2 separate regions of the Homo sapiens genome follow, and region 1 is linked to region 2. The links are chromatin loops, found by intact Hi-C in ENCODE. Cell type or tissue: endothelial cell of umbilical vein. All regions are shown on one strand. Each heading gives the region's core, and the rest is flanking DNA. Links, peaks and the distances in the headings are about the cores only.

What was found. A loop is a pair of places that touch in the nucleus more often than their neighbours do. Peaks named below come from ENCODE experiments on the same cell type or tissue, not always from the same donor. Only the 100,000 strongest peaks of a DNase experiment are listed, where the experiment ranks them.
Region 1: it touches region 2 in a loop (2.1-fold over the local background); 17 of 110 quality-filtered maps call a loop at or near these places.

What each region holds. Positions count from the first base shown.
Region 1 is chr20:35,509,802-35,514,187 of GRCh38, forward strand. CEP250 (centrosomal protein 250) reads left to right here. Exons shown (of 35, transcript NM_007186.6): 34 at 197-253; 35 at 1,562-4,386. The coding sequence ends at 1,825. Among named protein-coding and RNA genes, the nearest start is that of C20orf173, 18 kb to the right of the region's middle. In endothelial cell of umbilical vein, for the core only: a CTCF peak has its summit at 2,194; a DNase peak (open chromatin) is centred at 2,220.
Region 2 is chr20:35,461,514-35,465,899 of GRCh38, forward strand. It overlaps CEP250 (centrosomal protein 250), which reads left to right. Exons shown (of 35, transcript NM_007186.6): 4 at 752-1,040; 5 at 2,062-2,118; 6 at 4,230-4,312. The coding sequence starts at 855. Among named protein-coding and RNA genes, the nearest start is that of CEP250, 8.1 kb to the left of the region's middle. RefSeq lists a silencer at 2,305-2,484. In endothelial cell of umbilical vein, for the core only: a CTCF peak has its summit at 2,395 (motif pointing right); DNase peaks (open chromatin) are centred at 358 and 2,398; H3K27ac peaks cover 1,155 bases.

The DNA of each region.
Region 1 (4,386 bases), core at 115-4,114, 48 kb after region 2:
GCCCATTATGCTGGTGTGGGGCCTCTCCTTGCTGCAGGGCCTGCTGCCCCATAGACGTCCAGTCTGAGTTCAGATGCTTCTGGCCCATAGCCCTTGCCCAGGCCCCTAAGATTGTGATGAGGTTCTGCAAGGAAACTTGCAGAAACCCCAGAGTGGGAAGGCCTATGCCAACAAGAGTGCTGTTTGTCTTCCTTAGGATGGGAGAGGACAGAAGAACTCAGATGCCAAGTGTGTGGCTGAACTGCAGAAAGAGGTATGTTCTGGATTTTCTAAGCCCATATTCCCTCCCTTGCACTCAGGCCCTTTGTGCACCTCCAGCAGGGAGAGGGGAAGTTCCTCCCTTCAGAGAACTTCAGTCTCCATGGGAGGCAAAAATAGTCCCAGTCCCAACCCCATCTCTCATATGCCTAGGGTGGGAGTGGGGAAGAAAGCATGATCCTGGCCCCCGACTTCCAAATCCATACTTAGAAAGGGAAAGGAATAGGAAGAGGGCTGAGGAGCAGGCAGAAGATTCTAGGAGGACAGGTGGGAGCAAGGGAAGCCATCCTGGCCTCCCTGCCCTCAGAGGTGCCCTCGCAGCCAAGACTGTTGCCAGTGCCCCAGACAGAGGAGCCAGGCACCAGCACAAGCTCCAGGCCACACAGCTCAGCACAAGCTCCAGGCCACACAGCTCAGCTCAAGCCGCCACTCGCAGAGAAGTGACTTGAAGAGCCTTCCTGCCTCTTAGGCCTCAACTAAAAGTCCACTCTCCCTTTCAAGTTGCAGGAATCATAAGTGTTACCTTTTTATTTCTGAGCCTATTTCAGAAATCAGTAGTCACTACTGGCAGGGCCTGACTCTGTAGCTAGACCTAAGCTATTACTTTGAATTCTATTAAACTCAGAATGTTTTTCTATTTTATTAAAAAGTCAAAGCAGGTGCAGTAGCTCACACCTGAAATCCCAGCACTTTCGGAGGCCAAGGTGGGCGGATCGCTTGAGGTCAGGAGTTTGAAACCAGCCTGGCCAACATGACGAAACCCTGTCTGTACTAAAAATACAAAAATTAGCTGGACGTGGTGGTGCACACCTGTAATCGTAGCTACTCAGGAGGCTGACACACAGGAATCACTTGAACCCGATGGGGTGGAGGTTGCAGTAAGCCAAAATTGCATCACTGCACTCTAGCCTGGGCAACAGAGCAAGACTCTGTCTCAAAAAAAAAAGTCAGATAGTGGTTATACTTGAGTATATATTGTTATCAGCCTCATCAAAATGTACATTTAAAACTGGGCATTTTTCACATGTAAATTATCTTTCAGTGAAGTTGATGAATAGCTTTGTGGTTTTCAAGCGCGCTATTTGAGTCACATGTGCAGCCAGGATTGAGAATCACTGGATTCTAGAATTCCTAAGGGCCCTTCCTCTAAACTCTCTACAGCCTGTTTCTGAGATTCGTGTATGTGGTAGAGTTGATTCAGATGATCAGCCAACGAGCTTCAGAGAACACAGAGCAGGAAGAGCTGGGACAACTTCAGGGCCCTCAGCTGCTCTCGCTTTTTTTTTTTTTTCCTGCCCACCAGGTGGTCCTGCTGCAAGCTCAGCTGACTTTGGAGCGGAAGCAGAAGCAGGACTACATCACCCGCTCAGCACAGACCAGCCGTGAGCTAGCAGGCCTGCACCACAGCCTCTCACACTCACTTCTTGCCGTGGCCCAGGCCCCTGAGGCCACTGTCCTGGAGGCAGAGACCCGCAGGCTGGATGAGTCCCTGACTCAAAGTCTGACATCCCCAGGGCCAGTCCTGCTACACCCCAGCCCCAGCACTACCCAAGCCGCCTCCAGGTAGCAGCCACAGCCAGGAGCACACAGACAGAAGACTGTGTCATGGGTCATGGCCCCTCCGCACACCTACAGGTTTGCCAAAGGAAAAGCCTGGCTCTGTTAGGCACCCAGGAGCCCCAGGTCGGCGGGTGTTCCCAGGAAGAGGAAGTAAATCTGCAACCCTGGGGAGGACCCCAACTCACCTGGGAATGAGGCAAATTGCATTTGCTTGCTCCCTATGGAATCACCCAGAGGGGTGCCTTGCCCTGGCTGAGGGACATGTACTGCCTCTCATCTAGAATTTATTTTCCTAGCACTTCACCACCTCCTTCATCTTCTCCTTCAACAATAAACCCTGGGATCTTTGCATTCATTTTCTGCTGCTGTCTCCACTTGTGCAGCTGGGTGGCAGCACCACATCAAGGGAGTTTATCTGGGAAGAACTTGCCAAAGATTCCTGTTGAGGTAGCATGCATTTATTGTACACCATGCACTGTGATAGGGAAGGGTTACAGAGAACACACAAGACAAAGCCCCTGTCCACAGACAGCCTACAGTCCAGTTGATGAGAACAGGCTAACACTCATTTATGAGTCAGAGGCAATTCTGTGTACTGACTAGAAGAACTGTAGAAATTCCAGGGGCTGAGGAAGGGAGGCACGAACTGGCCCTTGAAAGATGGAGTGGGGTTGGAGGTGTTGCCAAGCACACAGTGAGAAGACTGGTCTGACTGTGGCAGGGGGTTGGGGCTGAGCTTGGGTGGGTTGAGCGGGGAGATTTTGGAGGGTTAAAAGAAGTTCTGGGGCCTCAAAAACACAGCGTTGACCTTTAGCTAAAGTCAGAGTCTCTGAGTTCAGAAGCTCCACATGGCCTCATTCCTCTTCTACTCTGGGTGAATGTCCTTGAGATGTCGCTTCCTGGGCATATCAGCTGGAACTGATCTGGTCGCCTGTAGTCCAACCATGTGTCAAGCCAATCAGAAGGATGGACTATGGCGGAACTTCTCACCCATGGACTGGTCCTAGTGGAGGCTGGACAGAACCCAGCTCACAGGCTTAAGACCTATTGCTGGCAACCTCCTCAAAGCCTAAAAATTGTTTAATTTTTTTAAGAGACAGGGTTTTGTCCTGTCTTCCAAGCTGGAGTGCAGTGGCACAATCACATCTTACTGCAGCCTGAAACTCCTGGGCTCAAGTGATCCTCCCACCTCAACCTCTCAAAGTGCTGGGATTACCGGTGTGAGCCACCATGCCCAACCAGAACAGTTTTCCTTAAAGAAGCAGGCCATTACCTTCCTCTGGCACTCCCACCATAATCTGGAATTCCTCTTTACTAAGCCTGGGGATGGAACTGAGACCTAGCCAAGAATCTGGGAGGGGTAAGAGCAGCACCCACTCACCCAGACCTCCTAATTTGGGGCTCAGCCCCATTATGTCTCATTGCACCACACAGAGTGGAAATGGGGCTGTTCACAGCGACTAGAGCTTTGTTCCAGAAACCTACACATGCAGCTCAGCAACAGATGCTTAGTGAAAACTTCTGAAACCCCAGAAACAGATCTGGGGCCCCAGAAATGCTGTCCTGGTCCCTATTTCCAGTCAGATTCCCTGTAGCTTAAAATCCTTACCTGGCTTTTAGGCCATTTATTTCTTTTTCCTTTTTTTTTTTTTGAGACAGAGTTTTGCTCTTGTTGCCCAGGCTGGAGTGCAGTGACGTAATCTCGGCTCACCAGTGGCAACATCCACCTCCTGGGTTCAAGCAATTCTCCTGCCTCGGCCTCCTGTGTATCTGGGATTATAGACACGTGCCACCATGCCCGGCTAATTTTGTATTTTTAGTAGAGACAGGGTTTCTCCATGTTGATCAGGCTGGTCTCGAACTCCCGACCTCAGGTGATCCACCCACCTCGGCCTCCCAAAATGTTGGGATTACGGGCATGAGCCACCGCGCCCGGCCCTTTAGGCCATTTTTATGCTAGGAGTTGTCAGAGACAAGACTTCTCTTGGTTGTTCACTTGTTACATCCTCCAGCCCTGGTTCTCAGGCTCGGGCTGACAGAGGGTCCCTGTTTTTTACCTTAGAGTTTCTTCTCAGCATCATTTTCTGTAGGTCATGAGCCAGGGCCTTAGGCCCCACATACCTTCTGGGCCTCAGAGAGGTTCCAGCAGCTGAAAGACATCTTAGAGGCTGCCAAGCAGGGTCTTTATTCAGGACTAGACTAATCTGTATTTGCTCTTCTCTTTCCATCCAACCCTCAAGAGCCCCCCAGCTCCATTATAGACCTCGGCCTAGGGTCTCCCCTCCCCACCAGATATTCAGAGCAGGGCTGGCCTTCAGTTCAAGTGTAGACTGTGCTCTTGCCCTCACACTCGAGCTTGTGGATGATCTTCCACTCCGGCTTTCTAAAGTACACTTTCCTTGCCCAGTAGCAGGATTGCCTCTGTGGAGTGTCCCACCAATAATGGTGACAACTGCTGTTTTCATCAGCTCCAGACCCAAAGAGACCTGAAGTGGGGAAGTGTGAAGGAAGGAATATGTGTCATCCAGGGGGGACCCAACTTTGCCTAAGGGCATGAGGCCGGAGCCT
Region 2 (4,386 bases), core at 259-4,258:
GGGGTTTGGCCATCCTGCTGCCACTGGTTCCTTCTCTCTTTTGGATCCTTTGCCTGAAATGCCTGCTACCCCTTTTCTTTGTCAGATAGACTACTTGTGTTCAAATCTCTCTCAACCATATGCCAGCTGTGTGGCCTGGCACAAGTTTTTTAACCTTTCTAAGCCCCAGTTTCCTCATCTATATATAAAGAGTTATAATAGTACGTTTGGTGAAGTGTAATGAGAAGGCATTGGAAGGTTTCAAGATTTTTGTAAAAACAAAATGACGTAATGCATGTAAAGCACTTAAAGCAACAGCCCTCCAGAAGCACTCAGCAAGTGTTAACAATGATGATGATGATTCACACAGTTCACAGGCTCCCAGGCTGGGTTCTCTTCCTTTGTTTTCTCATATTATCTTATTATTTCACATGCTACATTGTATGTATTGTAATAGTTTGTGTCTATTTCCCCTGCTAGACTAAGAACACCTTCAGCGATTCATTCAACAAATGTTTCTGAACCACTGTGCCAGGAACTAAGGATGCAGTGATAAACCAGGAGCTCTTGGTTTAGTGCAGAGTTCCAAAAGTCATGCCAGGAGACACTAGTCCTGTGAGCTTGTCTCATGGTCAGTTAAATTTGGGGAATGATGCTCATCATAGCGCCCTTCAGAGATGAGGGTCCCTTTTAGTATTTTAAAGGTTCTGAGGAGTCTTGTGTGTAGTAAAAGAACAGTCCTTTCCATTTGACTATGTGCTTTGGTCCCCAGTTCAAGAGGAGGTTGAAGTGGCATGGCAATGGTTAGAGACCCTGCTGGGCGTGAACACCCTCTGGCTACCTAGGGACCTGTGGGCCTACCACCTGGTGCCCTCATGGAGACAAGAAGCCCTGGGTTGAACAACATGAAGCCCCAGTCACTGCAGCTGGTACTGGAAGAGCAGGTGCTGGCACTACAGCAGCAGATGGCAGAGAATCAGGCAGCCTCCTGGCGGAAGCTGAAGAACTCCCAGGAGGCCCAGCAGAGACAAGCAACCCTTGTGAGGAAGCTGCAGGCCAAGGTGAGGCAGCTGCCCTTTTGGGGAGGGGAAAGAGAACAACCCCCAGAGCTAGGTGCTGAGGTGAGATAAGGGTTGCAGGAGGCAGAGTCTTGTGGTGGGAGTGGCCTACATCTAGCATGGTGAGATAAGACCCAGACCTTCTAGCTTTCATGTACAGCTTCTCTTTTGATGCTCACAACTGCTCCATGAGGTACGTATTATATCCTTTTAATTTAATTTTATTTTTGAGATAGGGTTTTGCTCTGTTGCCCAGGCTAGAGTGCAGTGGTATGATCACAGATCGCTGCAGCCTCAACCTCCTGGGCTCAGGCAGTCCTCCTGCCTCAGCCTCTGGAGTATCTGGGACCACAGGTGTACACCACCACTTTTGGCTAATATATCTCTTTAAAGATGAAATTCACAAGGGTTAAGTTAATTATCCAGGTTTCTTCAGCTAGTCTAGAGCCAAAGCCCATGATCTTGCCTCTGTGATATAAAAGGCATATAGAAAGTATTTATTTATTTATTTATTTATTTTTGAGACAGAGTCTCGCTCATATAGAAAGTATTATTTAAATGCCCAAATAAGGCCAGGCACGGTGGCCCATGCCTGTAATCCCAGAATTTTGGGAGGCCGAGGCAGGTGTATCACCTGAGGTCAGGAGTTTGAGACCAGCCTGGCCAACATGGCAAAACCCTGTCTCTACTAAAAATACAAAAATTAGCTGAGTGTGGTGGCGCATGCCTGTAATCCCAGCTACTCGGGAGGCTGAGTTAGAAGAATCACTTCAATCTGGGAAGCGGAGGTTGCAGTGAGCCAAGATTGTGCCACTGCACTCCAGCCTGGGACACAGAGCGAGACTCCATCTCAAAAAAGAAAAAAATGCCCAAATAGAAACTATAAGATGTTATGGCCTTACCTTACTGTCACCACCCATTTCCCCTGTTCATAGCAAGTTTGCCTAAGATCCTCAGGGGCCTTTGCTTTGGGCTGTTTGTGCCAGCTGTGTTCATTGCCCAGGGCCTGTTCTTTTTGCTGCAGGTGCTGCAGTACCGAAGCTGGTGCCAAGAGCTGGAGAAGCGGCTAGAAGCCACTGGAGTGAGTGAGGCTGAGCTCTCTGCACCCCCTGGGTCCTCAGTGAATATACTTGTTAGGTTTCATTTGTTGACTGAGGGAGGTTGGAGTGTACAAGTGAGGTGTTTGGTGGAAGGCTCTCTTTCTCAGCCTCTGAGAGGTTTATCACACTGATATCTTCATTGGACCTAGCTGGCCTGTCAGATTCCAACCCTTGGTTTTCAAAGGACGAAATGTAAATTAGATTGGAAGGAGTGTGGGATTAGCAGGAAGAAGTGCATGTTTCCTCCAGCAGGTGTCAGTGTTTCTTTTAGAAAGATGCAGGCCTTTGCGAGCCTACAGCATGTCTGCAGCAAAGGGATGTCTGTGCTATTAGAACTGGCTTTGAAAAACCCATTTATTTGCCTTTGTTCCAGCTGCCTCTCAGTACCTCCTCACATTTTCCTCAGAAAAGTTCTCTCAGAGGAAGGAAAGAACCAAAACTTATTGAGCACCCTCAATGCAGTCCAGGCAGCATGAGGCACTGTCATATACAGATGGTCCTCCCCAACTTAGGATGGTTGCAAGTTTTCAACTTTATGATGATGTGAAAGCTATATGCATTCAGTATGTTCCTTGGGTTATGATGGGGTTACAGCTGGATAAACCCATTGTTTGGGGTTGTTTTGCTTGCTTGTTTGGTTGGTTTTTGTTTGTTTGGTTGGTTGGTTGTTTTGAGACAGGGTCCTACTTACTCTGTCGCCCAGGCTGGAGTGGACTGGTGCAGTCATGAGTCACTGCAGCCTCAGCCTCCTGGGCTTAAGCGATCATCCCACCTCAGCCTCCCAAAAAGTAGCTGGGACTACAGATACATGCCTCAACATCTGGCTAATTTTCTTTATTTTCTGTAGACACAGGGTCTCTCTATGTTGCCCAGGCTGGTCTCAAATTCTTAGACTCAAGCAATCCTCCCACTGCTGGGATTACAAGTGTGAGCCACTGCATCTGGCCCGAACTCACTGTTAAGTTGAAAATATCATAAGTTGAAAATGTCAGCCAGGCGCAGTGGCTCATGCCTGTAATCCCAGCACTTTGGGAGGTCATGGTGGGTGGGTCACAAGGTCAGGGGTTCAAGACCAACCTGGCCAGCATGGTGAAACCCCATCTCTACTAAAAATACAAAAAATTAGCCGGGCATGATGGTGCGTGCCTGTAATCCCAGCTACTCGGGAGGCTGAGGCAGGAGAATCACTTGAACCCAGGAGGCAGAGGTTGCAGTGAGCCGAGATCATGCCACTGCACTCCAGCCTGGGCAACAGAACTAGACTGTCTCAAAAAGAAAAGAAAAAAAGAAAACGTCGTAAGTTGAAAACACACCTTTAACTTATGTTCAACTTATGATGGATTTATGGGATGAAATTCCAGCATAAGTCAAGGAGCATCTATAATTGTGTCTCTTAACCTGCACAGCAACTTTCTGAAGGGAACGATATACCGCTTTCATTTTGTAGCTGGAGACACTGTAGCTCCAAGAAGTTAAGTGACTTCACAGGCTGGGTGTGGTGGCTCATGCCTGTAACCCCAGCACTTTGGGAGGCTGAGGTGGGTGGATCACTTGAGGCCAGGAATTCAAGAACAGCCTGGCCAACATGGCGAAACCCCATCTCTACTAAAACTACAAAAATTATCCAGGTGTGGTGGCAGGTGCCTATAATCCCAACTACTTGGGAGGCTAAGGCAGGAGAATCACTTGAACCTGGGAGGCGGTGGTTGCAGTGAGCTGAGATTGTGCCATTGCACTCCAGCCTGGGCGACAGAGCGAGACTCTGTCTCCAAAAAAAAAAAAAAAAAAAATGAAAGAAGTTAAGTCACTTCCCAAGGTCAAACCGTTAGTGTAGTGGAAGTTAAGGCCATTAGTGAAAGATACATCACTTCTTAAGTTGAAGATTCTATTTACTACTGAAGGCCGTCTTTCAGGAGAGGTCATCAGTTTACTTTTGGAGTGAGGGATGCAGTGATTGAGAATAGAAGCATATTGCTAACAAAGGGGAGAAAGAATAAAAAGAAAGTGGACTGCCATGGAAGGGAGCCTTAGGGAACTGGTCTGAGTGATGTTCTCTTTGGAGGTAAGTAAGGCTTGTCTCTGTCTGGCGCAGGGACCAATCCCCCAGAGGTGGGAAAATGTGGAGGAGCCAAACCTGGATGAGCTGCTGGTCCGATTGGAGGAGGAGCAACAGAGGTGATGGACCCCAAACTTTCTGACCTGGGTGATTGGCCAGTTGGTGGAGAAGGCTGATGGGAAACTTCTGCCCT